Regions from separate parts of the Homo sapiens genome. Here region 1 is linked to region 2. A link is a loop called in an ENCODE intact Hi-C map of the cell type or tissue named here. Cell type or tissue: Calu3. All regions are shown on one strand. Links, peaks and the distances in the headings refer to the core of each region. The heading gives the core; the rest is flanking DNA. Region 1 overlaps SCN1A (sodium voltage-gated channel alpha subunit 1). Region 2 holds the start of SCN1A (sodium voltage-gated channel alpha subunit 1).

The links. A loop is a pair of places that touch in the nucleus more often than their neighbours do. Peaks named below come from ENCODE experiments on the same cell type or tissue, not always from the same donor. Only the 100,000 strongest peaks of a DNase experiment are listed, where the experiment ranks them.
Region 1: a loop joins it to region 2, with 8 times the contacts of the local background. A loop is called at or near these places in 58 of 110 quality-filtered maps.

What each region holds. Positions count from the first base shown.
Region 1 is chr2:166,054,492-166,070,703 of GRCh38, forward strand. SCN1A (sodium voltage-gated channel alpha subunit 1) reads right to left here. Exons shown (of 29, transcript NM_001165963.4): 5 at 4,079-4,197; 6 at 1,920-2,009; 7 at 147-275. Among named protein-coding and RNA genes, the nearest start is that of SCN1A-AS1, 19 kb to the right of the region's middle. In Calu3, for the core only: a CTCF peak has its summit at 3,095 (motif pointing right); no DNase peak of the experiment used is centred there.
Region 2 is chr2:166,124,752-166,141,525 of GRCh38, forward strand. SCN1A (sodium voltage-gated channel alpha subunit 1) reads right to left here and starts at 3,269. Exons shown (of 29, transcript NM_001165963.4): 1 at 3,020-3,269; 2 at 2,173-2,259. All of the region lies in intron 2 of SCN1A-AS1 (SCN1A and SCN9A antisense RNA 1), which reads left to right. In Calu3, for the core only: no CTCF peak of the experiment used is centred there; no DNase peak of the experiment used is centred there.

The sequences.
Region 1 (16,212 bases), core at 1-8,000, 72 kb before region 2:
TTGTTGTGCTAAATTGAAATCCAGAGTTTGAATGTATAAATCACACCAAAATATTCTACAGGTAAAGCAAACCTATTCTTAAAAGCATAAGCACTGATGGAAAACCAAACTATGTTCTCTCTTAAAGTTTCAAAAAAGGCACTTACGCAAATGTAATGACAGTGAAATCGAGCCAGTTCCATGGATCCCGAAGGAAAGTAAAATCTTCTAAACAGAATCCCCTTGCAATAATTTTTATAAGTGATTCAAAAGTATATATTCCTGTGAAGGTGTATCTGAAAACAAGCATCCAAAAAATTTGATAAAGTAACAGTGTTTTTTCATAGCATACCAATTTCTTATCACTCCATCAGTGGAATAGATAAATACTAAAAAAGAAAACTAAGCAGATGGATTTTAATTTCATACAAATGAAACGTAGCCCTAAATTTAAATTCAGCTTCCTAACACAAAGAGTTGTTTCGTAAAGTGTCTTAAGAGTAGTGTGAGAAATACAAGGTATATGAAATCTATTTAGCCATTGTCTGAAATGTCTTGGTATTTATGTAAATATAGTCTCCTGAGAAATATTTAGTATGTTTACATGATGGAATAGCCAATCAATAATATTGCAGAAGCATGAAATGATTTTCTTTTAGGGAAAAAAATCTCAAGTTTAATAGTGTTCTAAGAATGAGAGGAAACTGACAAATTAGCACGTGTTTTTTTTTTTCTACAAGATAATTTAACTTGCTTGGAACAAGGACTTCTTTAAAATCAAAGTAAATACTTCTAGGGTTATAAGAAGTAAAAATTTAATTTAGAATAAAATTCTTCTGATAATTCAGAAACTTAGGTGTTTCCAAAGTTTAAATCTTCTACTCAGAAATTGGGGTGTGAGAGTGGCATAAAATCACAAGAAAACTAGGGCGACTGAAAACCTGTGGGGCCTCCCATATTAGCTTCAATACTTTAGAATTTTTTTGTATATAAAATTTATTATTTTCTTCAAGATGTCATGTTTCTTATTGGTTTCAGCCTGGAAGTGTCTAGGAAAGGAGACACTCTTGGAAATAGGTTGGTGCAAATGTTGGTGGACACTCTTGGAAATAGGTTGGTGCAAACATTAGCTTCAATTGAAGGTAATGGCAAAAACCACAATTATGTTTACACCAACCTAATACTTCTGTAGTTGCTATGGGTCAGCAGCTGTATAGTAACAGGCATTACAAATAGGAAGTGTGGGCAGGTGAGCAGCTATGGTTAGAGTAGCCCAACTTCAGTTATCACAAATCTGGCCTCTGTGCTTCGAAGGTATCCCCAGAACAGAGAGATCATCAATATAGTTAGTAATGCTTCTGGTTTCTGAAAGCTCTACAAAAAGTTCCACTTCTGTTAGTTTAGTCTTCAGTCTACTGAATTTTCAAGTTCTACAACCCTGAAACTTTGGATTATTTTTCAATTTGTTGGTGACCACGCTTGGAACTATATTGGCCTGACATGAAGTGAATGTGCCTGATGGAAATGAAAACTTTGCGAGGTTCAATGTTGTCTTCACATGGCATTTGTAACTAACCCTTTTTGATTCTTGATTCAATGTATTTATCTGGAATTTAACTGGAACCAATGTCTACCATATTGGCTCTTTTCTGCAATTGCTTTGACCACATTTGGTTTGGCTACTGTAGATTTTAAAGAAAAAGGGGTAAATGTCCAAGAGTGGTGGTCTTCAGGTGAACACCAGGTACAGGCAAAAGAGAGTGATAATCAGTATAACGCCAGCAGGCCTGAGGGCCAATGAGCATTGTCCTCTTGCTGCGTAATTTTGTCTAGGAATGACTTTAATAAAATGCTCTTCAGTTTTATTTTAAGACTACATTAAGACACAGTTTCAAAATCCCAAATGTATATATGTTATTAAAAATATAAGTTGAACTTACTCTACATTCTTTGTCCAATCAGGAGGGTTACTCATTGTCATAAACACACAGTTTGTCAAAATAGTGCACATAATTAGCATGCTGAATAATGTAGGTTATTGTTAAGGAACACACAAAAGAAAATCAAAATCCAAGTGTTATATTACAAAAAGCTAACATTGAAAAGCCCAAACTGCAGCTTAGCCAAAATTCAGGGATAAATGCATTGTGGGCAAGTCTTCTAATCTCCTTACATTTCAATTTCTTCATGTGTAAAATGTGGGTAATAATATCACCTTCACTGAGTATTTGTATAGATTAAATGAGGTAATGTATATGAAAGCATTATATCAGTATAAGGTGTTGTTTTTACAACTATTATTAAATCAATATATTCACCTCCCAGAGAACTTCAGTGGGAAGACTATTTTTGTGCTACCTGGAGTTGCACAGTTTTTCAGCAGAAAGTATTGACTTGAGCTCATTCAGGTGAATAAACTAGTAAATTGTTGAGGAAGGCCACTTATCTGCAATATTGTAATTTCTTAAACACATCTTATCCAACACAGTTCAACGCATGAAAACAATTTGTAGTCAAAGTACAGCACGATGCTAATTGTTGGGTTGCTCTATTTTGACTGAGTTTATACAAGTGCAGCAGGATTCGATAACATTAAAAGTGAATATTCTTGAAGGTTGACACTTAACATGATGGGAATGTAATTAAAATTCAACATAGCAAAGTGATGTTGGCCAAGAGACTCAACCTCTCTGTGCCATTGCCTTGTATCTCTTCCTACTTCTCTACAATGGAGCTAATAATGTACTCATTTTGTAATGTAACCATTTCTACATGCAGATTAAATGAGTTAATGTATTGGAAATGCTTGGAACAGTCACGGTACGTAAGTAAATATACTCTAAGTGGTAGCTAAAACAAATGAACAGACATAACAGAATTATAAAACTGAAAGGGACCCTAAAAATTAGTTTATCACTATATTTTAAAAATCAGGGAAATAAGGCCTTACTAAGCTCTAGAGGAATCAGATAAAGGGTCCAGGACTAGAATATAAGTTTCCTACATTAAGATCCAATATTCTTTCCACTATAGTTTACTGCCAAAACAAAAATTTTCCATAATTGAAAAAGAAAGTTTTCATCAAATGACCACATGATGGCGCTAGGAATACAAACTGGGACAAGGAAACTTCCCTAAGTATAAAAACCCTATCATATGATTTTTATGTTTCAAATCTTTTAATTTTAGTAATAGCATATTTATACCACTAAAGAAATTTCTTGCTGTCATATTAAAATTAGAATGGCCGTTCAAATTTTAGAATCCTTTAAAAAAAAGTATGAGCTTATGATAATTATAATGGTATTTTAATATCTATTATTGTCAAAGCTATCAAACAAGATACAATCAGAAGTGAATTGTTTTCCTAAATTGATTAACAAATGAATTTAGTCGTGGAGTCCTTTTTAACACCAATGGGAATCATGAAACCAAATCCCTTAAGACCATTTGGAAATATATGCCAACTTCTCTCATTAACTTCCGGAGTCTTTACTAAGCAAACAGTTTTGCATGGCAGCATCATAACTCATGACTTGAATTTGAAATTCAGCCAATATTCCAGTACTTCCTTCACAAAAATCATCAGGAAATTTCAAGAATTAACTAAGTACTGGCCAAAGACTCCTGACATTCTCTGACAGAAAATATACTTAAAGGTTTATTCTAAGATACACTGAAGTGTTTTATATCATAACTATGGATAAACTTGAGTCTGGAAGTAGATTTTTCTGTTATCATATCATTGCTCACTGAAAATTCTACACCATCACAAACTTTGTATAAAGATGGTAGAGGTAAACATGGTTATCTTACTTTAGATTTGTAGGATTCAATACATATAAGTGTTTTTAGAAAGATAACAAAAGTACATAAATACATGTTTATATATAATATATAAAATGTTAAAGAGTACATGTTTCAGTAATGTCTATGTGATTAATGAACTTTAAGAATGAGGCTAATATGACAAAGATGCAAAATGAGAGTGATGAAAACTATATAATATGGACATTTCCCAACTTAATTTGATATTTAGCTATAAAGTGCTTACAGATCATGTACAAATAGTTAATATTAATCACTTGAAAAAGGATATGAATGTACCAAAATCTTAATAGCTATTTTCCTAAGAGGATTGAAGGGAGTTAAAATGTACAGGGCAGAGGTGGCACTGAACCGGAAGATGGCCTTCCCTTTATTCAATACTATAAAAGTCTGTAAGACAGGAACACAACATAGAAGTATGAAAGTATAAACCACTTAAACTCTGTTATCTACTTTCTGTTACTTGTCATAATAAATTATTGTAAAGTTAAATGAGAAACCAGCACAATCACAATTTCTAAAGTGCCCCATGAAAACAAACTGTCACTGGATCTCTTCTTAATTAGAGAGGAAATCCAATGATACCACTTACCTTTTACCTAATACTTACCCTCAATTTTATTGTACATAAGACAATTAGCCAAGAGAAGTCATTTATTTTCTCGATATTTTAAGTGTCTGAGTTAAATGAAAGTCTTAAATGGGTGCACATTTCATTTCATTCCAAAAAACTTAAGGCACTACATGCTTTTTATAGTCATTTCAGCTTTCCCAATTCAAATATCTTGAAAATTAATCCTGTGGAACGCAAAATCATTCAACAGAACTGATACTATTTTTGAAATAAAGATTGTTTTTACCATCTATCCTCATAAAATAAACATTATCACTCTCTTCGTAATAGAAAATAAAAACAGCCACCATCAAACCCACTCTTGGGTTAGATGGATGTAATCCAATAATTGATTTCTGGAGGCCAAGATCCCTGGAGAGTACCCGTTGACCAGGAGTGCTAAATTCTGTACTGGGATTTCTGAGTTAGCTGACATATTGAATTCTAATCCCAATTGACTTCCTATCTTATGCAGTGCTTTCTTATCACAGAGGAGAAGCTCCAAGCTCCTGAAGAATCCAGGATCCATGAATGTGAATGAAATTCCTTCCAAAAATTAGACTTATTTGAGATCAATTGGCAGTGGGCAGACAAAACATTAAAGAAGCAACATGTAAGGGTATAAAAAGGGCTCTGACTCAATGTTTTCCAAGGTGCTTACTTATATTTAGACAGAGCCAGGGAGAAAGCCTTTATCTCTGTGAAGAGCATATTTGGGGAAGGAAATTTTAAGCTTCTTGATTTTAAATTCACCCATTCTTCGAAAGCTTTCTTTTCTAAGCCTTAGGATGCATATCTGCACAGATCATGTTATGATACAGCAAGCATAAATGTTATGTTTATTTTCTACTAAGAATCTTTGTATAGTCTTAGCTCATTAACAGATTTCCCCTATACTTGCAGGATTTTCTAAATTCAAGTAAAGCAAACCCACCCTCCCACACCCCTACCTGCTAATGGAGTTGGTTTTTGAAAATTAAGCACTTTCTATCTGGTATGGGTAGAAGTGTCCTAAACTGGCTGTGAAAGTATGGTCCCCCAACCAGTACTGGTTAAGTATAGATATGGAGAGTCCATGTTTAGAAATTTGTAAGGCAATTTGGCCAATTAATGTTGTGTCTGTCTATTCTAATAATAAAAAAGTAGGGGGATGTTGTTGTGGGCCTGTTTTTCATTTCAGTTTTCTAGAAACTAATTTTTACTTCATTTTATAGAAGAATAGAGACCTCACATCCTCAACAGAGTTTGAGAAGCACTGCTCCAAGTCTCACCTCTGCCTGCATTCCCTCTATCATCTTTGAAGGAGTATGAGTCCAGAAAACAGATAGAGCTTTACCACAAAGCGCATTTGAAGGAAGGGAGAATTTCACCTGTGCTTACTAGAAGAACAATCCCCTATGCCAACAATACTTAGCCCTCTTTTTCTCTGATTCATTGAGGGATTCTGTCCCTGAATGACATTGTGAGATCATCGTAAATCTGAACAGACTTGTGCAATGCAAATGCCTTTGCTGTGGGGGAATATGAGCATGTAACGACACAGAAAGGCCCAAAGTGAGCTAGCTCAGGAATAAATATGGTCCACCTTTCAAATGTACTGCATATACTTCCTTTCCCCCCAGATATGCTGAGTAAAATCTGAAAGAAATATTAGGGGCTCAGATGGCCAGTCGCAGTGGCTCACGTCTGTAATCCCAGCACTTTGGGAGGCCAAAGTGGGCACATCACCTGAGGTCAGAAGTTTGAGACCAGCCTGGCCAACATGGTGAAACCCCATCTCTACTAAAAACACACAAAAAAATTAGCTGGGCCTGGTGGTGGGTCCCTGTAATCCCAGTTGCTTGGGAGGCTGAGGCAGGAGAACAGGAGAATCGCTTGAACCCAGGAGGCGGAGGTTGCAGTGAGCCAAGATCGCGCCACTGCACTCCAGCCTGGGTGATGAGAGCAAAACTCCATCTGAAAAAAAGAAAAAGAAATATTAGGGGCACAGGTAGGAGAACCAGTAAAAATATAACACAGAATATATATATTTTAAAATAAGAATCTCTTGATTTCAGATAATATTAAAAGCTAATTTTGAAACAAATAGTAGTGATACAAAGAGATAATGAGAAAGAAATGACAATCCATAGATGGCCTAAATCATGGGCTGGAGTGTGAGGATAATCAAGATGGTACTGTTTGTACCTCCGTGGATAAGGAAAATAACCAGGCTCATCCTAAGGAGACAGGACCATACTTAGAAGAGAACACCTGTGATGCTGGCTCCTTGGCCACTGTTCAGCCCAAACCATGACCAGAGGTAATAAATGACCAAAACAGAAAAGACAGACAAGGAGTGGTAAAGTAAAAGGCAAAGCTAGAGATCTAAAAGAAGGGAGGGGAAATATTTCTGCCCTGAGTACTAAAAAGTAAAAGAGGCAAGATTCAGAAACCAAACACAAAAGGTTCCAAAAAGGAAGTCTGCCTAGAAGTAAAAAGAGCAGAGGATTCTAGACAAAAATCGGGGAAAGGTGGGGACAGAGAGAAATCTGTTAAAGGACACAAAATTACAACTAGATAGGAGGAACACATTCTAGCTCTCCACACCACTGTAGGATGACTACAGTTAAAAATAATTTATTATATAGTTTCAAATAGCTGGAAGGAAGATATTGAATGTTCCCAACACAAAAAATGATAAATGTTTGAGATGACGGATATGCTAATTATTCTGATCTGATCACTATACATCATATGTATTAAAACCACTATATGCTTCATAAATATGTACAATTATTACGTGTCAATTTAAAAAATAAGATAAAAGGAGGTATAAAGGGCTGAAACTAAGTAAGATGAGTTTAATGAAACCAAAGCACTCTCAATGTTGGTATGTGATTCTAAATCTAAAAGTCCTTTGACATAGAGAAAATTAATACTTTGACACAAAAGTTAAAAACAAATGGGCATAATTATCAATTGTTCAAGCCTTAGATGAAAACATTTACTGATTTTACAGTGTATTCCCTTTATTCATTTTAAAAATTTAAAGAATGTGTAGAAGATTATTTGGTAACAAGATTTATATGTGCAATGGAAAATACTTGCAAGTTGAATTTATAAATGGAATTGGTAAGGTTTTTACTGAACAACGGTATTTGTTTTGCTTTAATTTTTCATAAGACATACTGTTGTGCAAGACATCCTTGCTACCCAGGAAGCTAACAATAAGGCCAACATTAAAGGACCATTTTTTCATAGGATTTCTTCTGTGAGAACTCCATTTTTCTCAGATTGAAACATACATGCTTATGTACAAACTTCATAGATGTAGCTTTAAGGTATTGATGGATTTTAAACAGCCTTCCAATAAAGCAACAGTACCCAGACTTGTATAGCAACCCAATATGTATAATTTTAAATATGATAGCACTTTCATGTCAGAGTAAGTTCCATTTAGAATGTCAGTCTTATTATATGTAATTGATCTTATGTTTGTTTATTTCCTCAACTGTCTGTATCTTACCTCCTTGTAATTGCTTACATAGCCAAGAAGCCGATCATTCAGTTTATAAGTGTTAAGAATTAATAAAAGGATACTTGTTTCCAAGGACTCTCAGATACAGCTTTCTCCCAAAAGTGGCATTGATGATATTGAAGGGAGGGAAGAGTCTGAAGGAAATACTGTTTGCTTACAACAAATACTTAAGTAGCTCTAGAGTTTTCAAATATATAAATATTTGCCTTCCCCGCTATACGTATAAGAAAGGGCTCCAAGAGGGAAGAGTTCAAAGACTAGCTAAGATATTGCTGTACCTTAAACTGTATAAACAAATATTGTGTAGCTTTAAGCTAATCAAGATTTATGAACTATTAAATTGGGTGACTTTTTAAAAACTTTTTAAAAGAATGTATTGGTTAGCTTATTATAGTGAAGTATCTTAGCATCCTTTAAATCTAATTAGTTCAACAAAGATTTCATTAATACAACTTATCAGGATAACTTTTATTGCATTAAGTCATTTGAATAAAAAAGAAACAGTTCAAAGTTGGTGGTGGAGGAGAAAAGGTTTATACAGTAGTATCTAGCCCAAAACAAACCCCTTTTTACCACCCAAGGCTCATAGGAACATTGACATGACTGGCTCCACTTACAAGCAGCAAGACTTTGTGGTTTAGTACAATTCAGGCACATCTATGACTATTCTTAATATTTGTCCTTCAGTTCATTTTAGTGCCAAAACAAATGCTTTAATTGCAGTTCTACAAAGAAATAGAACTGTTTGAAATTAATAACATCATTTTAACACGTGGATAATTTTCTGCTTCAAAACAAATGTTGAAGCATGGCATTGTAACTGAGGTAACAACTAGATTTTATATATGAAAAATCACTTTACAGACTTATTTGCAGGAATGTAACATTCATACAATAGGGTTGTTCTAGCTTGTCACTTATGTCTTCATATACAGGTACCAAGTTTATTGGGCATATATACAATAAGTTGGTAATTATGTATGAGCAGGGACCTAGTTTAGGTCCAATTGTTAATTTCAATTGATGGCAATTCAGAATACATGTATTAACTGTTTAGTACAATATTTGCAATGCCCTGTGCTACATTCTAAAGAGAAAACAAAGATACATAGGTTATGACACCAAGACATTTATAAACTAGGAGATGCTCAACTATTTGTTTTAATAGAATATAGAAGAATTGATGAAGGTTACCTTGACCAGCACTTTCCAACAGAAATATAATGTAAGCTACAAATCTGAGCTACAGTTATGATTTTAAATTTCCTGAGAGCCACATTAAAAGAAAAACAAAGCAGGTGAAATTAATTTTAACAGTATTTTCTTTAACCCAACATATCTGAATTATTATCATTTGGGAATGAAATTGATATAAAAAATTTTTGAGATATGTATATTTTTATACTAAGTCTTAGATCTTTGAAATATGGAGTTACACTTACATATTTCAAATACTCAATAGCTACACAAGGCTAATTAATCTCTGCTATATTGGGCAGCACAGACCTAAACTTAAACCATCCATTGTTCAGCAAGCTCATACCTTCTTCAGCAATCCTTGCCATGTAAAAATCATTTCTGGTTTTAAAGAAAAAGCAAGAAGGAAGTTATATAGAAAAATTGGTAATAACCCTGGTAATTAACAGTTTAATAATCTGGGAAGCAACATTATGAAAATATAAGTATGATTTGTTTTATCTTATGTTAAGGGTGCAAACTCTGAAATTAGATTTCTGATTCAAAAGCTAACTTTGCTGCCTTCCAGCAGTGTGATCCGGAACAGGTTTCTTAACTTTCTGTGACTCAGTTATCTCACTTGAAAACAGAATAAATGTACTTAGCTCATAGAGGTAATGTGATTCCAATTTAGCTGGTCAGATTTTGATACCTAGTTTTTATACTTTAAATAAGTAATCCAGATGATTCTGTCATAGCAGGGCTGTTAATATGTTTGTTACCTAATGGTTGTAAAAAATCACAAACCATTGGCCAAATTATCAATGATTATGTTGTACATGTGGATTGAAATCTTGCCCCTTGATCTAACTGAATAGTTACTAAGAAAATAATTATGTTATAATGATTTGGTAGAAATTGCTATTTATGAAGCTATATTTGTTATTATCTAGTAATCTTTTCTTGTTTCTGGGCTTATAGAAAGTGATTTGTTTACAATTTTTTCCCAGGATGGACATTGAATTTAACAAGCCATGGTTTTCCAGTTTCTTTTTCTCATTTAAATATAGCCATTACCTTAACATTTATTTCAATCTAGGGGCCATATTCTTCAAAGTACATAGTTTAAACATAAGCTGTAACTTTGTGTTTCATCTAAACATTATTGAAACATTGCCAAATAACAGGACTGACTCCAAATTTATTGCACTTTCCTACTCTTAAAGTAAATCTACTGGCAAAAACAAGAAATAACACAGGAAGGTGAGCTATGATGATGAACAATACACAAAATGTAGAATATACTACTGGTTGGTTAAATTTATCCTTTAGCTTCAAAGTTTGAAACAGGCAATTTCCAACTTGTACATGAGCTGTGCTCCAGAAATGCATTTGGAAGTCAATTGTTTGGAAATGTGAACATATATTCTCACAGATACACATATATTTCTAGACCCACAGGTCTATCAAACTGTTAATGAAGTACAATTCTGAATGAATGGCACTGAGAAACTTTATCACTATGTGTAAGAAAGTGTTACTCTGAAAATGGCAGAGTTCTGTCCTTGAAATAGCCTGGAAGTCAGACCAGGAAAATTATCTGGCTCTAGCTCCTACCCAGAAGTGCTATTAAGTTTTTCATAGCTCTAAGCTGCTGGCTTGGAAAGAGGTTCCAGCATGAAGGGGGAGAATTAGAGCCATGTTGCAAGAGGAGAGATGCTTCAAAGTTTTGGGTGTGAAGAGCAGCATAGATGGTCAGGAGATTCCATTAGTATAATACATATCTCTGGGGACATTTCTTATGCTGGGTCAATTCCATGGTATATAATATTTTTTCCCCAAGGACTTTAAATGGTCTCACCTACTTCCCTTCTCATTTGTCATAGCCTGTGAGTTCAAGCCAAGCTTTTCTTCCTTTTCTGGCTCACTGGGGGATGAAAAGTTTTCTTGCAGGCTTTCTACCTGACTCTGAAGAGAGTATGCCATATTTAATATTTTTTCATCTCCTAGTCTCATTCAATTTTTTCCTTCCAACCAGTGATAACCAGACTAAACAACAATCTGTGTCACTTGCCTACCCGTGGGCCACCAAGCTTTAATATATAGCCTTCACTTAATGACAGATGTGGTCCTTAAGCCACAGATTACAAACTAAAATGCCCACAGAGGCTAAGTGACAATAGGTACCTGCCAGTTTTAGGCATATAAGTCAGTGATGCCTGAACTCATATTTCAAGAGGAATCCTTAGATGTATAATTTTATGAGTGTGTGAAAGATTTTCTGATTTATAAATGCCAGAAAATAATTCAAAATTATAAATAATTTTGTTAGTTTAACAAAACATGTCTGTGGACTCCATGCCTCACAGTCAGTTTTTAAACATTGTTGCCATATGCTCACACAAAAGAGAAGAATTTGTACCTAGAGAAGAGTCTGTAAAATTGCTTGTTCCTATGCTTTAGCTGGGTGGAGGGTTGGGGCCAGTGGAGGAGATAACTCTGCAGAAGGTGCCTCCCTAGAAAGTGCCTAGGTAGGCTTTTGTCAGCCAAGGCTGCAGAGCCCTCAACCTCTTCTCCAGCAGAGAGAAGAAATTATAACAACAAGGAAAAAGAATAAAATCTGGAGCTGAAACATTTTTCAGCCCTATATCATCAGAATGTACATACCATGGGTCTGCTACACTATTATATGGTCAGTTAATTTTTCTTTGACTGGAAAGAACACTTTTGAGCCCAGCTTGATTACAAGCTTGCTGTGTGAGAACTATGAGCAAACTATTCCCCTCAATTTCTCCATCTCAATGGAGAAGATTATACTAATACCAATCTTAGGATTATTTTGAGGATAAAGTGAAATAAAACATGTCAATGCCCTTAGTGAATTCTAAAGTGTCAATAAAAATATAAGGATTAAAATATTTAAAATGCGTCTCTGTATTCTAACTCTTAAATATACACATATAAGAACATTTCTGTTTCTCCAAAGCATGGCCAATTTTAGTATTGGAATTTTCAGGTTCAGTATCTTTCTTCTCAAACTTCCTATCTAAGAAAATGAGGCCATCAGCTTCCTTCTGTCTGACACCTAAACACCTCCAAAACCAATTCTGACTCTATCCATTATTCTCCATCTCCATTGTCAAAATGCTAGATCAAGTATAAAACTCCTAAATTTCTCCATAGAGAAGTTGAGTGATTTTTAACAATGTAAAGTGGACCATGTTACTGCTGTACCTAAATACTTGTTGGGAATTCATTTTGCTTTGAAGATAACCTTCAAACTCTTTAAGATGTACTGAAAGATCCCCTTTATCTAGCCCCAGGTCTACCTCCCCAACCTCACCTTATTCTCTTCTTACCTATTACAGGTCAGCTTGATTATATGTCTTATTCTATGCTGTTCTCTTTCCTTGGAAGATTCTCCTCTCCCTCCTCCTTTTTAACCTTCAGATCCCAATTTAAATGCCATTTCCTTATAGAGGCACACAATTTAAATTTCCTGAATTGATCCTCTTTGAAAATAGGTGCTTATCACCCTACTGGAATTTAGTGGGAAAAAAAATTTCTAATTATTTTAGAAGCTAATCTAGATCACTGAGTGTCTAAGATTTTAGTTTTTCCTTTGTCACCTCCCTGTCTCTGTCTCAGAAACAGTCCCAAGATGGTGATGTTGATAAAAATGAATAATAATAATAAATAAATAAGGTTTTACAAAGGCAGGAAATGGCCAAGTGTTGAAATGACCAGTAAGGGTTCGGGAAATACTGCCGGCCTGGGAGACCAGAATCACATCTTGCAAAATGGCATGAGTAGGAAACAGGAAGGACAGCTATAGGCTTATTTAGATTCCATCACTGACTTCTCTTTTTTTTTTTTCCACTGCTGTGATTAGTGCTATGACTGCAAATCCAAACTAACATGGCAATGGGCCATGGAAACTCACTGGTCTAGTTTTAAAACTAGTCTTAGGCAAGTTATTTAAACTCAGTTTTATTATTTTTAAATAAAGACAAGAGCTATCTTGAAAGAATCTGTGGATTAAAAAAGAACAGTAATTATACTGATATTATATATAGCATGTAGAGTACATAGCTTTTTTTTTTTTTTTTGCCTGCTTAGGACACCTTTTCTAACAGTTCCTCTTCTCTTCCTTTTGGAGTAAATCTCTGCCCCACTGTCTTCCCATGTGGCTTGGTGGAGCTGACCCACCCCTTGGCAACACAGGTTAGTATATGACAGAGACCATCCCATACCAAGGAGACCATCACATACCACTAGCCAAAGTGAGTGGTTCAGAGGAGGCCATGTGACCTAATTAGACTCAATTCTAGGACAACTGCTAGAGCTTTTGAAGGAAACCTGGGCCTTTTTTCTTTCTTCTTTCTTGTTTTAGCAGAAGATAGTAGTTACAAGGCTGTAGGATGTTAGTTTAGCACCACTGGTGGCTATTTCTGCCATCTTGTGGAAGAGCCAGCCTGCAAATGAAGCCAGCATGGGTGACAGCAGAGCTGACCATGGAAAAGGAGTACCCTCATGACATTGTTTGAGGTACTGGGTATTTTGATATTAAAACCAGATTCACTAGACACATTTCCTTTATTTTTCCCCAAAAGTTGTTTCTGTTGGGTTTTGGAAACTTTCAGTTGAAGGATCTCCTATAGATATGGCAGATACTCTAAAAATGCCAAGCATCATTTTATTGATCAACATCACCATCTTGGGACTGTTTCTGAGACAGAGACAGGGAGGTGACAAAGGAAAAAGAAGCACAAGGAAGAAATAGTGCATAGGGAAGAGAAAGATTGGGAAGTCAACTACAGGGTCCTGGATGTAAGGGAGAGTCTGGGTGACTTTTAGTTTTACAGGAGCTGATGATAAGCAAAGAACAGCTACACACTGGGGACTGCCCATATGACAATTCGTGAAATTATAAGCTTTTAATAATCATCCTCTTTTCTGATTTCCCGTTAATTACTTTTGCAAGAAAAACTCCATAATTCCAATTAAAAACAAAACAAACTCTCTCCACCCAATTTAACAACTAAAAACTCCTTTGGCAGTGATAGACCAAACATGAATTTGAAATCACAAATTCATATATGACTTCTCATGGAGCCCAAGAAAAAGGGAGTGTGCATCTTTTCAGGACAGTTGATAGCAAGAGAGAATAAGTTACTTTTAAATGATCCATAGGACTTTTTAAAAATGAATGCATTTCTGCACTCCATAATTAACAAACATCCATTTTTACTACAGATCTAAAATGTCTCATTCTATTTCCAGTAAACTGTCACATTGTTAAAATGATATTTTCTTCCATGGTAATAATGATTCGTCTGTAATTTTAACAAGAACATGAGAAGGAAGACATTTTCTGTAATAAAGAGTGGGTAAAGAATTTGAATGTAGGGCCAAATGGTACAAAATCAGCCCAAGCTATGAAAGGAAACTGTGAAAAAAAGTCCCGTGAGGGAAAAAAAGGTGTGTTCACAAGCTAAAATGTGCCTTGCTACACAGCTAAAGTAAATAAACAAACAAAGGGAAACCAATCTGGAATCATGTTCTAAAGACCACTGAGTCAGAGCTAACATGATATGAAAAATACTGTCACCATATTATGATAGCATTTTTTTCCCCTGAGTTTTTAACCTGGAACTCTGAAGGCTTAAAACATCTGAGGATCTAAAAACCTTCTAATGCTTCTATGCATCAGGAATGTTCATGATGCATAGATGCTACTATTTCTTTAGTTACTACTACAATATTACTGAACATGGATTAAACTGCTTTAACAATTTTAGTAGAATATTTGAACATTACATAATTTGCACATCTTAAACTGGGACAAAGAGGATAAAAATATGTGGGCATATGCCATTGGAAAATATACTCTCAGCAGTGACATTTTAATAAGCTCACTGACACTGCCTTTGTAAAAGATTACAGAGAGCTTCAGTGTGGTGGTTGTGTTTTTTCTATTCACATAAATTCCTTGCATGTACACTACTGCACTTTAACATAAAATATAACATAAGGAATGGATTCTGCAAATATTTTTACAATTGGCTTGTTTTGTCTATTCCATATAGTTGAGAAAGAAACCAGAGTCTTTGTATACTGATGCAAATGACACATTAACTATTGTACTAGAGTCCAACTTTAGGGAAATCACTAGTCTAACTGCATATTCCATTTCACTCAGGCAAATCTAATCCACACCCCCAGTATCAGCATTAGTGGAAAATCTCGTCCTAATAAACATTTTCCCTGGTGACATTTCCACTGTTTGACCATTTAGCTGTGTCAAGAGTACTGTGTATGTGTACCGCATTGTTTTAATGAAGATCACCCAGCCAATCTCAGATAACCCAGTCACTAAAGTAAAATTAGTCATCGAATATTGAAAGAAATATTCATTATTTTTAAAAGGTTCAGATTTTGCTAAGCATTCCAACTTTAGTCAGAGCAAATTAATTCCATTTAAGGATATTTTTCAATACTGAAATAATCCAATTAGAAAAGAAAATTAAAGGCAGAAAAAAGTGTACAGGCAACTTATAAAAGTCTTAAGACATAAAAATGCAGAAGAAGGAAATTTCAAACACATAACTCAATCATGTGTTCTAAGCACACCATGTTAGTTTTTAAGGATTTCAGCCCTGCAAAAAGCTTCGTGTGCATTGCTGTTGAATGACTTACATTTGAAGATTTGCTTGCTGTCAGTTCAATGTAAAAGCCATGAGTATACCTTACCTTGGGGAAAACTCTTTCCTGATAACAATATTTCCCTTATCAGGTTGTTCTACTTGCACACTGTGATTTGCTCCAAAATGCCAAAATGCTTTTCTTTCCTCATACCATGTGCATTTGAAGATAAGAACAGAAGATGTTAAGAGCAAGTTTAGACGTGAGCCTAACAAAGTTTATAAGGGTTTCCTCGACACAAGAATCTGGCTGTCACTTCATCAGAGTTGGCCTTTCACCCTCAGTTTTAAGATGTTTCTTTTGAGTATTTTGAAAATGTTTGCACAATTTTGTTTTACATCTGTCTTTATATCCTTTGCTATATATAATTCATTATAAACCAATTATGGAC
Region 2 (16,774 bases), core at 1,714-9,713:
CGCCATGGCCACGGTGTGGCTGGACTGCTTGGATTCTGCCACTTACTAACTGTATAACCCAGCAAGTTAATTGAACCTCACTGTGCCTTGGTTTTGTCACCTGTAAAATTAACAATAGTATCTACCTCATAGGATTAAATGAGATCATATTTGCAAAGTACTGCTTAGGATAGTGGCTGGCACAGAGTAAATGCTATATGTTTTTGATAAATAAAACAATTAATAAATGGAAATCTAGGAATGTGGACAAAATTTAAAAGTTGGAAAAGCAAACTTTGGGGCAGCTTGGGGAATTCTGTCACAACTTATTTTTCTGATCACAAGTGCAATGAGAATAAATTTCTTCCCACCCTACCCTAAACTAATGCAATCTCAATTGAGCGGTGGAACATGCTTCATTCACTAATTAGAATTTAAAAAGGAAGTGATAACCTCACGGAGCACAGCCCCATTGACCCTGAGGGTGACTATACAGGACCTTCAATTGCTGATTCTCTCCCATCCTTCTCTGGGATCTGTTTCTCCCACCCTCCCCATTCTGAGGTAGCTGGAAGAGAGTAGGCTTTGTGCCCTTTGGCGAGTACAGGGAGAAAATAGTAGGTTCAGCCTCTCCAACTGCCCAGGGAGAAAGCAATACCTTTCAAGGTCCCCAGGCTAAATTTTGGAGGGATGCTTTTGTGTGTCACTGTCAGGCTCACACCGACATAAACCCTTGAGAAATGCCTGGTTGGTGACGTCCTAGAGGTAACACCAAGCAAGCCCCAGATTTTCTCTTCTTCGTCAGCAATTCCCAGATGAGGTGCTCTTGTGTTTACCCTCTCTGATTGTCTGGATTCCCTGATAGTACCCTCTATACAAGGAACTAGAATGTTTCTTACTGGATTCCTCTGTTGGTGGTGATAGAGTTTACTTTGGGTATCTAGTCGGTCTGGTTGCCCCTGGTATCTCTGGTTGGTACAACAGAATCCTGACTGAGCTCCTTAGTGCCTTCTTGAATACTGTATAATTAACTAGGCCTCCAATTGTGCCCCGCCTTGCCCCAGCCCATAGATGGACAATCCCTCCTGCCATGTCTTAAAGAGAAATTACCATAATAAATGACTCTCCAGACAGCACATTTCCCAGCAAGAGGGGGCATGTAAACCAAGTCTATTAGTATTGGCAGCAAAATCCAATGTGTTATTGTTACCAGTATGAACACTCTGGGTATCCTGGCCTCCTATATAGATATTTGAAACAAAACAGACAAACAATGTGAAGGAAGGAGGAAAAACAGCCACACAAATGAGTTACAGTGAGTTTAATGAAAACTAATTCCATTGCTGGGTCCATGTGATATAACCAGCCACTTGTGCTCTGTTCTAGTGGTTTATAATGTTACCTCACCCTCTCCAAGAAATTGGTTTCCCGTAAATCTCTGTGGCCATTCATTCCTGTCTACACATTATGTTCCTAAAATAGACACCAGCTAAAAATCTCTTCCAGGAGCTTTGTGAAGGAAGGCCTAAATTGCAAAACTCCTCCTAGAAGAGAGATGTGATTTTGTAATTGCTTCATTGCAATTACAAAAGCAACAATCATAAAAGAGAGTTTTAAAAGAGTTTTTCACCACAGTCATTCTCCTGAAATGCACAGCTGAGGGAAAGAAGAATGTCAGATGCCCCGCGAACGTGCAGAAGCTCCCAGTTGCATCACCCTGGCGTGCCAGGTATTGCAGCAAATAGGAAAGGTAAGCTACCCACTTCTCTGGGCAGGAGAAACTAAAGCAGGAATCACCAACCTCAGCATGGAATTTTCCTATTTCTGTCTGGCAACATCCTCTTGGGATGATTTAAAGTGCTTTTTGGAGAAATATGTTCTGTTACTATACTAGCGCATCAGAAATACCACGTGAACCTGTAAATCCATAGAAGAAGAAGACACATTTTATAGGTGTGATAGCAACAGCAATTGGCAATTTGCAAGTTTGCTACTGCACTCAGAAATATTTAGTCACATGCACATATTGACAGTAATATACCCTGCCTTGACTTAATTGTTGCATTGGACAGGTGAAAAGCACATACCCACCACTCCAGACCGATTTGTTAACAATCACCAGTGAGTAATCAAAGAGAACAAAAAGAAATGAGAAGTAAATGCAGCAAGTGGGTCGGGTCTTTAAACACATACCTCAAACAGGTAGGAGTCAGGAAATCCATGATAGCAAAGACATTTGGACAAGCCTCACCTCCACTCAGAAATAATTCTTATGCTGTTCTGAAAAGCAAGACGGTTCACACTAGGAACTGAGCAGTATCTGCAGTATCATTGCTGGTTGTGACCTCTGTCTAAGTAAAAGTAAGTCAATGTTTCCTATTTGGCATTGGATAGAAAAGGGGACTCTTTACCACTCTGCTCAAGCTCTTTTTTAGTGTGGCTCAATAGGAGTTGGCAGAGGTGGGGGGCGGAAATCATTGCCCCTTCCTTGTTCAAGGCATGAGGCATTTCTTCTCAAAAGCCCAGCCTCAGCCTCAGGAAGCTGAATACCCCTGCAATGCTAGGCTCCAGCAGCAGCCCCGCTGCCTTCTTTCTTCCTGTGGAGTTAAAACTGAGATCTAATTTTTGCTCCGTCCTTAAGAACAATATGACCTCTATTCCCAGCCAGCTAGTCCACTTCCAAAGCACCAGTGAAGGAGGGGGCTTCAACAGGATCAAAAGGGACCTTGAATAGGATGAAGGCAAGCAAAGGCAAGAACTGGCCAGATGCCAAGCTATTTCAGGCCAAAGAATCCCATCTTCTATCAAAATGCTGAACTGCAAAACAAACCTGATTTCAGTTCATGGAAGGTTGAGAGAGGAGGGGGGAGGGGAGGGGAGGAGAAGAGGAGGAGAGGGAGGAGGGGGACAGTTGGTCTGAATACACATACAAAAATGGACTTCCTGCTCTGCCCAAACTGAATTTCCATGGACTCTTTTTCCAAAGGAATAACTGGAATGAATAAACTTAAAATCAAGATGAAACAATTAGATGGCTTACCTGATTAAAAGGAAAATTATCCATCTGCAGTGAGGAACAGCATCACCCAAAGACGAGATGATAACAATGTGCCTTCAGTTGCAATTGTTCAGATTCCTTCTTGCAAAAGGTGTCAAAGTATTTACAAGGGCTGCAGTCTCACTGGGGCAGAACACACAGACACACAAACACACACAAACGCACACATACACACATGCACCAGAGACCTCTGCAGTATCCTCTCGGCTTCATCCTCGCCTCACTCTATGGTACCTAATACAAATCAGCAAATAGCTTGTTTCAAAAAAAAAAAAAAAAAGTCAAGACAGCACCTTACATTACATCGCCATCTAGTGGCTAAATATTAAACACTTTCTCACAATCCAGATTTATGATTTCTTCCTCAACCTCTTTTCTCTCAGCCTTTTTTCCTTTCTTCTCTGTAATCTCCCAGTATTGCTTCTCCTTGCTTCTCTTTCATTCCCTATTGCTATATAATATCATGAACCTAATGACTCAAAGAGGAAAAGGTTTGAAAGTAAATATAGCTATTTTCAAGTAGTACTTGAAAAACTTTAGCATTATTTTAGTTTGAAACTGTTACTTTATTCCTAATATGAATCATTGTTATCTATAAAAATGATATATCTTATAAATAAAACTGTCTTTTTATTCCACCAGGAAACAATCAGGTGGCCCTTTATTACAGATCTATGGCTTCACATTTTTCTGTTTTAATATTGTGTTTTAGGATTAGGTTTCATATTATAGTGAACAGCTCAGAGTCACAAAATGTGAGTTTTACTTCAACACTGATGAACACATGCCTTTAACAAAGCCACTGAAGTCTTCTATGGACATTTACATTCTTACTATCTTCATCTGTAATTACAGATTAAACAAGACTTTCAACCCACTCTCAATTTCTATGGTTTTACTATATTTTACTCCAATGTTTTCCCATCTTGTGGACACAGCCTAAAGCTTAATTATAATAACACATTTTAATAAGCAAATATATATAGAAAGAGAGTCCAATTGCCTATTACCCAAAGATAGAATTATAAAAACCATGAATATCAGTTTTTTCTAAGACAATAAAAATCCATGCCAAACTAATTATAACTCTTGGAACTGAGAGTAGAGCTTTTTATGTTATATATTGTATTCTAAAATGGAATCAGCCTTAAACATTCAGTCATACATAAAATCACGATTATGTGTAGATTAGTCATTGGAAGTAAATATTTCATCCTCATTATTTTTCTTTTGCCATCTAACACACTTATTACAATCATTGCATGTGTTTTATCATTTATCAATATAACCTTCAATATTTAATCCTTCTCTTCCTTATTACAGGATGGTGAGATAAATACTATTAATGTTATTATATTATAATTATTCCTATTTATACTTGAGAACACTGAAGCTTTCTGAGCCTTACTGAGGTTTATTCAAGACCACATAGCTTGCAAAGCAATAAAACTAAGGCTGTTGGTCCCAAGAGCCCAAAGAATAATCCACTGTTCTTTGCAACATACCTAAAAGTTCACCATTTTTTCCTGTTCTAGAATCACAGAAAAGTAATTTTGATTTCTATGTTTACAAAACATTTACTAGCCCTTAATTATGGACCAATGGGTCCATCTTGTGGATCCATCTTTTTATCTATAAAAGAAAGAAATTAAGTAAGATAATTTCCTGTTCCAGCTCAAAAACTCTATCCAGTGCTTTCCCAAAAGCCAGTTGGAGTAGCATGAACACATTCATTTGAAGTTACTCAATGTCTGGGAAATGATGTTGCCCAGTATCTGGTAGAGTCAGGGCAAAGTTGAAAGAAGATGAGGAGACAGGTGATCAACAACTGGTAAACGATTGCCAAGATGTTAGAGATGAAAAGAGAGTGGGAACTGCATGAACTAACAGGCAATTTTTTTAGAATAATACATTCCATATGAATAGTACTTAGAGATTAGATATGTAAAAACACAAAATAAGAACATACCTGGCCACATGTTTTAATGAATTCTAATTGCATATTATAGGTGCCAATTTTTCTGAGTGTCTGCTCTTAACAATTCCCCCAATAGTTCTTCTCCCCTGATCCTTAGTGGTAAACCTACCCTCTTGCTACAGAGGACTGGAGCAAGAGAGGGTATCTACGCAGCTGACCTGGTCAAAGAGAGCCACTACATGTGATTCTGGCAGCTATGGAGTCAGCTTTCCCTCACCATGGGGACTCAGGACCAGGTGGACCAGGATACTGAAATAGCAGCCAGCCACACAGATGTGGAGGAAGAAGTGACAAAAGACAGAGACAGACTGTTTCCATCTCCAGTCTACTCAAGATCCAAACACTTTCTTGATGTTGAGTCCCATGATAAACTCAAACTCCATGTTTGCTTAAGTGAACTTGGTTTCTGTTGAACTATGGAGTCCTAACCACTTCATTAGCTTCAAGAAAGTTGCCAGTACTGCATCTATCAAGTATTATTCATATTCTGGGCATCTGACACTTCATTTATTCACTTCTTCATGCACCTGATATATGCCAGGCACTTTTCCAGATACTTAAGTAACATCGGCAAACAAACCAGATCAAAACCCTCCCTTTGTGGAGTTTACATTGACATGTCAGTCATATGGAAAGGCACAACGCATTCAGTGTGCACACTACCTTTCTTCCGCCTCCATGTCTTTGTTCACAACCTTCACTTCTCTTGGCAGACCTTTCATCCATCTACACATAGCAAATTCGGCGGATATTTTAAATGTCTGGGTCAAATATTCTCTCTTCTCCAACGTCTTTTCTATTTTCTCAGCAGATAGAATTCTTTTTTCTTTTGTTAATTATAGAACAATTTTATGTTGTATCTTATGAAACATGGTCATTTGACAAGTTGAAAGCATTGAGCATAAGGAGATAAATGACTATTCTCATACAGACTCCTAGAAAAGGCCAATATCCCAAGCATGGCCCAAAGAGTACTATTAACTAACAACTCATCATTCTGTACACAGATACTTCATTCGTCAGAGCTGAAGCAGTTTTACAGTATTAGTAACTTTAAATCTTCCATGTTTCAGACTGAGCATAAAGGCAAAATATGAGATTTTTATTAAATTAGTGTAATATGCACTTAAAATCACATATTTATTTTTTAAAGTTAGCAGAAGATATTAAAACAAAACTCTGTGCTACCCTATGTCACTACTACACTTATCCCATTTGACCTTGTTCTAAGAGTTTTATATATGTATCTTATTTGGCTCCCAGAATGTAAACTCCCTGTGGAACCAGCTTTGCATTTTATTTATTTTTTTGTAGATTAATTTATTGAGAGATAATTTTGTCTCTTTCTCACTGTTACGTTTCCAACTTCAAAAAATGAAAAACTAATCTTCCTCTGCCCCCGTTGGTAAAGTTAGCCATTCCAGGAACCCCTTTGTAATCTTGTTTCAGAAGCTGGAAAAAATTAGCTGCCTACTTCCTAGGTGACAATACTTCAATCTGTAATGCATGAACCTGCTAAACAGGCTGAGGGGGCATGGCTGTGGCTTTTTTATGAGAGTTCCTAACAAGGAAAAGAGAATGAAGGCGTAAGATGTCATTTAGTCTTTGTAAGACTCCGTCTCTGTAAGACTCCGTCTCTGTCCTGTGAATGTGGTTGTTACTTTGTTATAGCTCTGTCAGTTGCACTGCTCAGTGCCAAAACATAAAAGGGAATATTATAATGGGACATAATCTCTGTCAATAGATTTTGGGTATTAAAGAGAGCGTGAGGTCACTCAGGTGGAAAAAGCTGGGCCAGGTAATTTTGTCTGTTAGTTTTACGACATAAAGGAGAGTCTCTCGATGCCATTAGATCTTGAAAGAGTTCAAAGAGAGAACTATCTCATTATCAGAAGGCTGAGGAATTAGTGTAATTAGTATCTGAATATTCTTTAATATTTTCTTGCATAGAAAATAAAGGTAATTGGTTATCAAAAATATTCTTTCAAATGTGTATCTCCTGGAGTTGTGGAGTTCTGAAACTTTAACCAGCTGCCTTATGAAGAGAATTTATTAATTAACTTTATGCCTGCCAAGGAGAAGGAAACCATTCTTAATTTTTAGCCAAAAATTTCCCAAAGTGATGACCAAATCATTATGTTTTGAGTTCCAGATTCCCTTGTTTAGAGTTATAAATGACATTTGAGTTTTAAGGCAGAAATGTTTCTAAATTCCCCTGTCATTTGTTTGGGAATCTATAGTCACTGAGCAACATGAAGCTGGGTCTCCCCTCTCTTCCCACCGCAGGAAAGGAATTGGAGGCTGGAGGCGAACTTGAGTACCTTGAGGTGGTATCCCAAAGGAGATGGTGGTGACAACAGACAAGTCTAGATGTTAGCAGGTCTTCTGATGAAGTCGGGGAGTGATCCCAACACAGATAGCAAATGCTAGAGTTTGGATTTAAACTCAGACCTTAAGATTTTAGATCTACAGGACCACTGTATCACTACAAATCCTGACTTTGCCCCCTTTTGATTGGAATAATCAGATAAAGCACACTACTGATGTGATCCTTGGTAAATGTAATTTACTACTTAAGTACTTTGCTTTTGTAGATGTCAATTTCCTAGTGGTTTTTTTTTTTCTTTTGGTAAATGCAGCATTCTGCAAAAATCTACTACCAATTCCTTGCTCTCACAAAGCATTCACCAACACTGTGCCACTATTTTAGAAATAGAAACCATATCCTAGCCGAAAATGATAAACTCATATATTTCCTTTTGAGATTAACCTGCCCTTTTGAAAGGGAGTCAGAAATGAATGTGAAATTTATTTGCTATTAGACAAATAAATGCAGAAACTGCAATTAAGAACTCTCTTTTAGGACTAGAGCCAACTAGTTTTTCTGCAAGTTTAAAGTTACAATTTTTTGATGGCAAGAATTGGCCAACTGATTTCAAAATATCTTATAGGTACTAAAGTGGACTTTTGAAACTCTGGTAAAGTCCATACATTCCATAAATTAAAAAAATAATAATCAGCCATTTTTTTCAAATATGATATAAAAATATCTGAGGGCTCCTCCCCTCCCCGCAACTGGAATTCACTGAATCAGAGCTGCTATAGGCTTGCATTTTTTGATGCACAGATAACCAGTTTTTAAATCACTTGTAATATAATGAACATAAATAATTGAATTTTTTTTTCTTACAGATTTGATTCTGAAGTATTTTTGAAGTATCTTTAGAACCAATGTGCTTGTGGGCACACATTACACTATTTAAAATTTTATTAAAAGTATTTTAAAAATCCTTAGAGAGAGAATGCCAGTTATCTCTCTCTCTTTCTGGTAGTGGAGAAGAAAAAATAGTATAGGCTTTTCTTAACTCACCACAATGCAGTAATTAAAAGCAAAAGAGAAAGGAGGGAAGTTGTGGGATTATGATGGAGATAATCAGATTCCCCAGTTGCCCTCTGCCTTCCCTGCTATCGAGACAACGCACAGAAGCCAGAATTATGTCTGCAGGTGATTATTTCAGGGAAGCAGTTACTCCTTGTTGGAAGATTCACTGCAATTTCCTTTCAATTACATAGGCAGACATTGGTGTTGGAGAGGGAAATAACAATATTCCTAAACCAAATAAGTAGCTTTTATAAACAAGACAGAATAATACATGAACCTGATTTCTCAAAGGGAAATTAAGTATATGAATGTCAATCATCTGATGAGATTAGCATTACAATATAGGTTCAGAATGAGTATTAAATCACAAAATTACTTTTTATCACTTGATGTAATAGCATTATTCCTCTGATTATATCACCAACTGAACAGCACTTCAAAAATTACTATAGTGCTCTGTATATATCTTTAATTTTAAATCCTTTATTATTTGGGGGCCTGGTTTATTTTTGATCTTTTCTTCTTTAGCTAACGTGTAAGAAGACATTATTAATATTTAGTGAAGATGACACTAAATGTCGTTTTTCAAAACAACAAACTCTGCCTTTTCCTAAACAAGCAGGGAGCCATTATGCCTTCACTGTTCCGCTTCCTTTGTTTCCTCTGTTTTCAGGACCTTCTCTTCTTTGACCGCATCTTCCTCCACCCTCTATCGGTGCACCTCTCCACGGTCTGACCCCACTCAATAATCTCTTTGAAAGTAAGAACTATGACTTATTTTTTTTGTCATTGTTCCCCAAACATATCCCAAGTCTGTGGTAGAATTAAGGTAGTTTCTGGAGAGAACCTGATAACATCTGCTGAGTATTGATGAATAAAAATTCCGTAATAGACTTCCAACAAAACCCTGGAGTAGAATAAAATAACTTTGTAAACCTCATAAAAAAGAATGTCAATTTACATAAATCATTACCATTGCTTTATCGATAGGGTTTTGCTAATCATTGAGAAATTGTGGAGCTGGAAAAGTCTCAGAGATAAACCAGGCAAGTGTTCTTATTTTGGATATGAGGAAACTGATGCCAAGAGAGGTGCAGTGACTTGTCCAAGGTCACATAGATAGTTTTATACCACAAAGGTCCATTCAAGTTTTCCCACAGTTTAACTCTAAAGGAAATTAATATTGAGTAAGGTACATCAGCACATAAGAAGCAAAATGGAAGTGAGTGAAGTATTTCTAGATATGCCACAATTGATTTTCACTCATGTTTTGACAGAGAGATGGATGTGATGAAGGGTATGAATGCAGTTACTGTTTAAGAAGGTGATGGACTAACCAACATTGGTTTTAGCAAAGAATAAAGAAAGTGACTGTCCTTCAATCTAGCTCCACATGCGGTTCTTAAATATTAACCACAAAGTACTCAAGCCCAAGGGCACGAGCTCTGGGTATGCAGAGTGTAGCATTGACAGCTTTCAGGAATGCAGGCCCAAAGACAGCTCCAGAAAATATCCAGGAAGCAAACTATCTTGAAGTTCTATACTTTCTTTGAAATGCCAAGATGTAATCTAAAAATATGTGTTCTACTTTTTTAGTCTAATAAACCACATTTATATGATGGTTATCTGTCATATGGGGAGACAAAATTCAACATTTCACATGCCTGAGCTTTATACCCCTCCTTTAAATGTATCAAGATTTCATAAAGCTTTGGTTCTTCAGAAAAGATCAAGGTACATCACAATATTTAAAGCATTATCTCCATATCTATTGCCACAGGAGGATAAAGAGAAAATAAACATAAATGCAAATAATGAAAATGCCTGAGCAATCATAAAGAATGAAGTTACTGTGTGGATTCTATTCTGTGTTTATGTGTTCTTTCCTTTGCTCTTAAGTCAGTTAAACATAATGCTTGGGTTCTTTCCTGATTTATTTCATTCAGCAATCCCCCCTACCCCCCGACATCCCTTGCAAAGATGAATCAACAAAAGCTATTACCAAGAACAATATGATTGATTACTTATTGGAACTCGAATACCAATTTTCCACTTAAGTATATCTTTATATCAATCACCTCACTTGCCTACCTATTGAAGAGTTTCAATTAGATTTTTTTAATAAAGAGGACTTTCTTTACTCTAAAGGATATAGCTGATATTTATGAAGACAACGCTTTATTTACAGAATAAAACTGAACTTTGCCATAACTTAGCATAAGCAAATATGTAGTTTCTGTTTCCCTAAAGAATTCCTGTCAACATCTTTTTCCTTTCATGTTCAAAGGCAGAAAGTCATTGACTTTACCAGGAGCACAGCAAAGCCATCTGTAAAGTATACAAGTGTCGCTAGAATTAGGTGCTACCATATTTCTTGGGGAAATTAACATTTTTGACACATCTGTATGCAGTTCCAATCTTCGGATATCAATTTACAAACTCACATAAATTACATTTGGTTACATCTTTTCTTTTTGTTTCTTTCCTTGAGAAAAGCAAGAATTCTACTCTAGGCCAAATAATGGACAGAAATCATTAGGGTCCACTCCAGGGACTGAGGCCCTTTAGAAGAGATTGGCAAGTGACTAGGGAAAAGGTACATCGAAGGTCAGAAAATAATGACATTTAGCCTAGTTCTCCTCGTGATTCCTTGGAAATTTTGGGGCCCATGAGCTCAGTTGCTGCTTCTGGGATTGCCCCTATTCATATCAAATAGCAGAGAACTGAGATGTCTTACCCACACCTGAGAAGATTCGGATGTGAGCATGGGATAGAGGTGCTAGGCAGCGGCACTTTCATGCCTAAGTGCAGTCTCTCATACCTGTTCATCTGCAGTGGCATGAAAGGCAAACAGATTCTTCTGCTCATTATGGGTTGTTGAAATGACAGAACCACTTTGTCTCAACATTTTCTATGACACTTGATACATAAGGAAGCTCAGAGACTAAAGTCCTTGTTTCCATGTTGCACTAGGTCTTTTTGAAAGTCTCTTTTACATTCTGATTGCTATCATGACATCAAAGTCACCTGTATTCCTCATCTTTGTGGGGAAGAGCAGGCTAAATAAAGTAGGTAAGGACACCTTCTGAGTCTGCACCCCTTTAATTGACACATAGGGGATGTGACCCCTGACGTTTCTGCTTCCCTTATTCTTTCTGCAACTAAGCAAACATAGAATGTGGATTTTCCCATGCTCTTAGCAAGGATGAAACTCAGCGATCATTTGCTCTACTTCACATGGTAGTTGTTTCTAAGATTACATATCATATATATGCATATATATATATGTTATGTTATGCTACACACACACAACTGCTAATGAGTGTTCTCTCTCCCCTTTTCTTGTCCCTCTGCTCTCTAGGACAGCAGTAGCTTTATATGTATCTCTATCTGCCCTAAGTCTCCTCTCTTGGGCATCACAAACAGAGTTACCCTTCCATGAACCATTTGTTGCTTTAAAATTATACCTCAGATGCAGTCATGGTCCTAGCAGAAAGTAGATGGTACATTCAAAATGGTTAAAATAAAAATAATTATGGAGAAACTATTGACCAAGTGGGTTAAGATGGTTGATGAGTGCCCAGGAACTAGCAATAGAGAGAGCCAATGCCATTCCAGGCAAGAGTGAAAGTGGCACCAGATTCCGGTGAGAGCTAGAGCTTTAGAAGACCCAACTGAGAGGTTTAACTAAAGAGGAATGCAGCTGCTTTTTTAAGCTAGGAAGTGAGGTGTGGTCGGGGAGACTCTCCAATTTTCTGCTAATGCCTGTCTTGGGCTGCATTCAAAGCCAACGGATGAAGGACCCCAAGTTTCTCAATCCCTGGAAAGTGGACTTGAAAGTCTTTCCCTCTACTTGTCCATTATTCCACTTCTAACCTACATTTTAATACTCCCAACACTCTCTTCCCTGGTCTGCATTCCTTGGAGTCCAGTGCTCCTGCTAGTAGCCCTTCTTCCAGGGCTCCAGCATTTGTTGGGCTCTGGGAATGTTTTTTCCAGGTTGGCAGTTGTGAAGGGCTGGTGGGAACTGGGGAAAATAACAATGTGTCTCATCTTATCTCTAAAAACATCTCTTTTTCTTTGTTTAAAAAGCAAAACACATGTGTCTAAAATATTTTACAGAGATGAACAAAAATCTTTATGATAAAAGATTCTATTTAATACCCTAACCCTTAATACAGTGCCTAGTATATGGTAGTGTATGATATGGTTTGGCTGTGTCCCCACTCAAATCTCATCTTGAATTGTAACTCCCACAATTCCCATATGTAGTAGGAGGAACCTGGTGGGAGGTAATTGAATCATGGTGGCGAGTCTTTCCTGTGTTGTTCTCATGATAGTGCATAAGTCTCATCAGATATGATGGCTTTAAAAATGGGATTTTGCTGACACAGCTCTCTTTTTGCCTGCTGCCATCCATGTGAGATGTGACTTGCTCCTCGTTGCCTTCTGCCATGATTGTGAAGCCTCCCCAGCCATTTGGAACTGTAAGTTCAATAAACCTCTTTCTTTTGTAAATTGTCATGTCTCAGGTATGTCATTATCAGCAGCTTGAAAATGGACTACTCAGTAAATTGGTACTGGGAGTGGGGCACTGCTAAAAAGATTCCCAAAAATGTGGAAGCCACTTTGGAACTGGGTAACAGGCAGAGGTTGGAACAATTTGGAGGGCTCAGAAGAAGAAAGGAAAATGTGGGAAAGTTTGGAACTCCCTAGAGACTTGTTGAATGGCTTTGACCAAAATGCTGATAATGATATGAACAACGAAATCCAGGCTGAGGTGATCTCAGATGGAGATGAATAACTTGTTGGGAACTGGAGCAAAGGTGACTCTTGTTATATTTTAGCAAAGAGACTGGTGGCATTTTGTCCCTGCCCTAGACATTTGTGGAACTTTGAACTTGGGAGAGATGATTTAGGGTATGTGGTGGAAGAAATTTCTAAGTGGCAAAGCATTCAAGGGGTGACTTGGGTGCTATTAAAGGCATTCAATTTTAAAAGGGAAACAGAGCATAAAAGTTTGGAAAATTTGCAGCCTGACAATGCAATAGAAAAGAAAATCCCATTTTCTGAGGAGAAAGTCAAGCTAGCTGCAGAAATTTGCATAAGCAATGAGGATCTGAATGTTAATCCCCAAGACAATGAAGAAAATGTCTCCAGGGCATTCAGAGGCCTTCATAGCAGCTCCTCCCATCACAAGCCTGGAGGCCTAGGATGAAAATGTGGTTTCATGGGCCAGGCCCAGAGTTCCCATGCTGTATGCAGCCTAGGGACTTTGTGCCCTTTGCCTCAGCCATTCCAGCTATGGCTGAAAGGGGCCAACATAGTGCATGGGTCATAGCTTCAGAGGGTGCAAGCCTCAAGCCTTGGCAGCTCCCACGTGGTGTTGAGCCGGCAAGTGCACAGAAGTCAAAAACTGGGGTTTGAGAACCTCTGCCTAGATTTCAGAAGATGTATGGAAACGCCTGGATGCCCAGCAAAAGTTTGCTGCAGGGGTGGGGCCCTCATGGAGAACCTCTGTTAAGGCAGTATGGAAGGGAAATGTGGGGTCAGAGCCCCCACACAGATTCCCTACTAGTGTACCACTTGGTGGAGCTATGAGAAGAGGGTCACCATCCTCCAGACCCCAGAATGGTAGATCCACTGACAGCTTGCACTGTGTTCCTGGAAAAGCCACACTTAATGCCAGCCTGTGAAAGCAACTAGGAGGGAGTCTGTACCCTGCAAAGCAACAGGTGTGGAGCTTCCCAAGACCATGGGAACCCACCTCTTGCATCAACGTGACTTGGATGTGAGACATGGAATCAAAGATCATTTTGGAGCTTAAAGATTTGACTGCCCTGCTGGATTTCAGACTTGCACAGGGTCTGTAGTTCCTCTGTTTTGGCCAATTTCTCCCATTTTGAATGGCTGTATTTGCCCAATGCCTGTACTCCCATTGTATCTAGGAGGTAACTAACTTGCTATTGATTTTATAGCCTCATAGGCAGAAGGGACTTGCCTTGAGACTTTGGATTGTGGACTTTTCAGTTAATGCTGAAATGAGTTAAGACTTTGGAGGACTGTTGGGAAGGCAAGATTGGTTTTGAAATGTGAGGACATGAGATTTGGGAGGGGCCAGGAGTGGAATGATATGGTTTGGCTGTGTCCCCACTGAAATCTCATCTTGAATTGTAACTCCCACCATTCCCATGTGTCATGGGAGGAACCCAGTGGGAGGTAATTGAATCATGTGGGTGGGTTTTTCCTGTGCTGTTCTCATGATAGTGAATAAGTCTCACAAGATCTGATGGCTTTAAAAATGGGAGTTTGCCTGCAAAAACTCTCTTTTTGCCTGCTGCCATCCATGTGAGATGTGACTTGCTACTCCTTGCCTCCAGCATGATTGTGAGGCCTCCCCAGCCACGTGGAACTATGAGTTCAAGAAACTTGTTTTTCTTTTGTAAATTGCCCAGTGTATTAGTTCATTTTCATGCTGCTGATAAAGACATACCTGAGACTGGGTAATCATGGCAGAAGATGAAAGGCACATCTTACATGGCAGCAGGCAAGAGAGAATGAGAGCCAAGTGAAAGGGGAAACCCCTTATAAAACCATCTCGTGAGACTTATACACCACCACAAGAACAGTATGGGGAAAACTGCTCCCACGATTCAGTTATCTCTCACCAGGTCCCTCCCACAACACATGGGAATTATGGGAGCTACAATTCAAGATGAGATTTGAGTGGGGCACAGCCAAATCATAGCAGGTAGAGACTCAGGAATAAACATATGGATATTCAAGCAGTACTATTTTTAGATAAATTCTAAGAATAATTTTAGAATAATAATAATTGTTGTTAATTTTATTGAGGACTTAATATATTTTGGGACCTTCAAACCTCACAACAGTCTCATAAAATAGTTGCTATTACCATGTTATCTTCATGAATTTATAAATGAGGCAACTGAGGCTCAGAGTAGTTGAGCATCTTGGCCAAGATCACACAGTAACGAGGTGACTAAGTGTGATTCTGAAACCAGCAGTGTATCTCCAAAGTACCTAATCTTACCATAAGGCCATACTAAAACTCTCCACAATATCACATTATTAAAATTATGGTGGAAAGTCTCTGCAATTCGAGTTCACAGGCAAACAAACAGAAGACAATAGTCTTTCTTTACTGCTAAGGATTACATCACATTAAGCTCATATAAGGACATAATGGGGGAGAGACATTTCTACAAGTAGCTGACCGAAGATAGTTTTTAGGTGTATGATCAGTCTGTAGCCTGGATTCTTGTCAAACATGTTAGGGGGCAGCATGTGGCAGGGTGGGAGGGAGGCAAATGGAGATCTTCCTTCTTACTTGTCTCAGATTCTTCAATCTTCCATAGCAAGTGAAAGAATATAACTATGTTTGGACGTACTCTCACCAAGTTAACAAATACACTAAACACATGAGTAGTGAGGGGAGAAGCATGCCTCAATCTGGCAAAGCTTCAATCTCCAGAAGTCTAAATTTGTTAGAAATGAAAAAGCTAGCAAAGCAGAACTGCTGATCGTGAACACTTAACAGTAAGCTTCCTTTGGTGGAAGCTTCATGTTGCAAACATCGTATTTAATTAGGTGTTTTTTTCTCAGCTCATTTTCTAAAAACAAGTGCTTTTCGGCTCTGCTTGATGTTTGTGAAGACACGGACCGCGCAAAACCAGGATACTTTCAGAATTTTAAAACCTTGCTTCTGAAAGTGTGGCCACATACTGGCAGCATCCCCACTTCTTGGGAGCTTGTTGAAAATGTGGACTCTTTGGCTCCACCCAGACCTTCTAAATAAGAAAGTGCATTTTAACAAGATTTCCCCAGGTGATTCTGTGCACATTGGTGTTTGAGAAGCCCTGGCTGTCACATCTGGCCTCAGCTCTTAAAGCCTACTCACTTCCTTCTGCACCTTGAACATGTAAATCAGCCATTCTGCCCTGCTCACCACTCCCCGGGTGTTCCCATTCCCCTTTGCAGCCCTGCTTGTACATACTATTTAGATACACCAAGCAAACCCAATCTACTCTTCTAAGTCACATTTCTAATGTCAATTGACTTGAGTGGCTCTTGAAGTAAAAATTAACTTTCCAGTTTCTCTTCCCTCAGGCCCAGTCTGCAGTGGCAATCGCTGTTAATTTTTTTTTTTTTATCTTCTTTAGAATTCTTGTGTATATCCAAGCATCTGAAATATACGTGTTTTATATTTTTCTTTTTTTTATAAATAACATTGTACCAGACACCAGGCATGGTGTTTCACACTTGTAATCCCAACAATTTGGGAGGCTGAGGTGGGAGGATTGCTTGGGGCCAGGAGTTCAAGACCAGCCTGGGCAACATACTGAGAACCCATCTC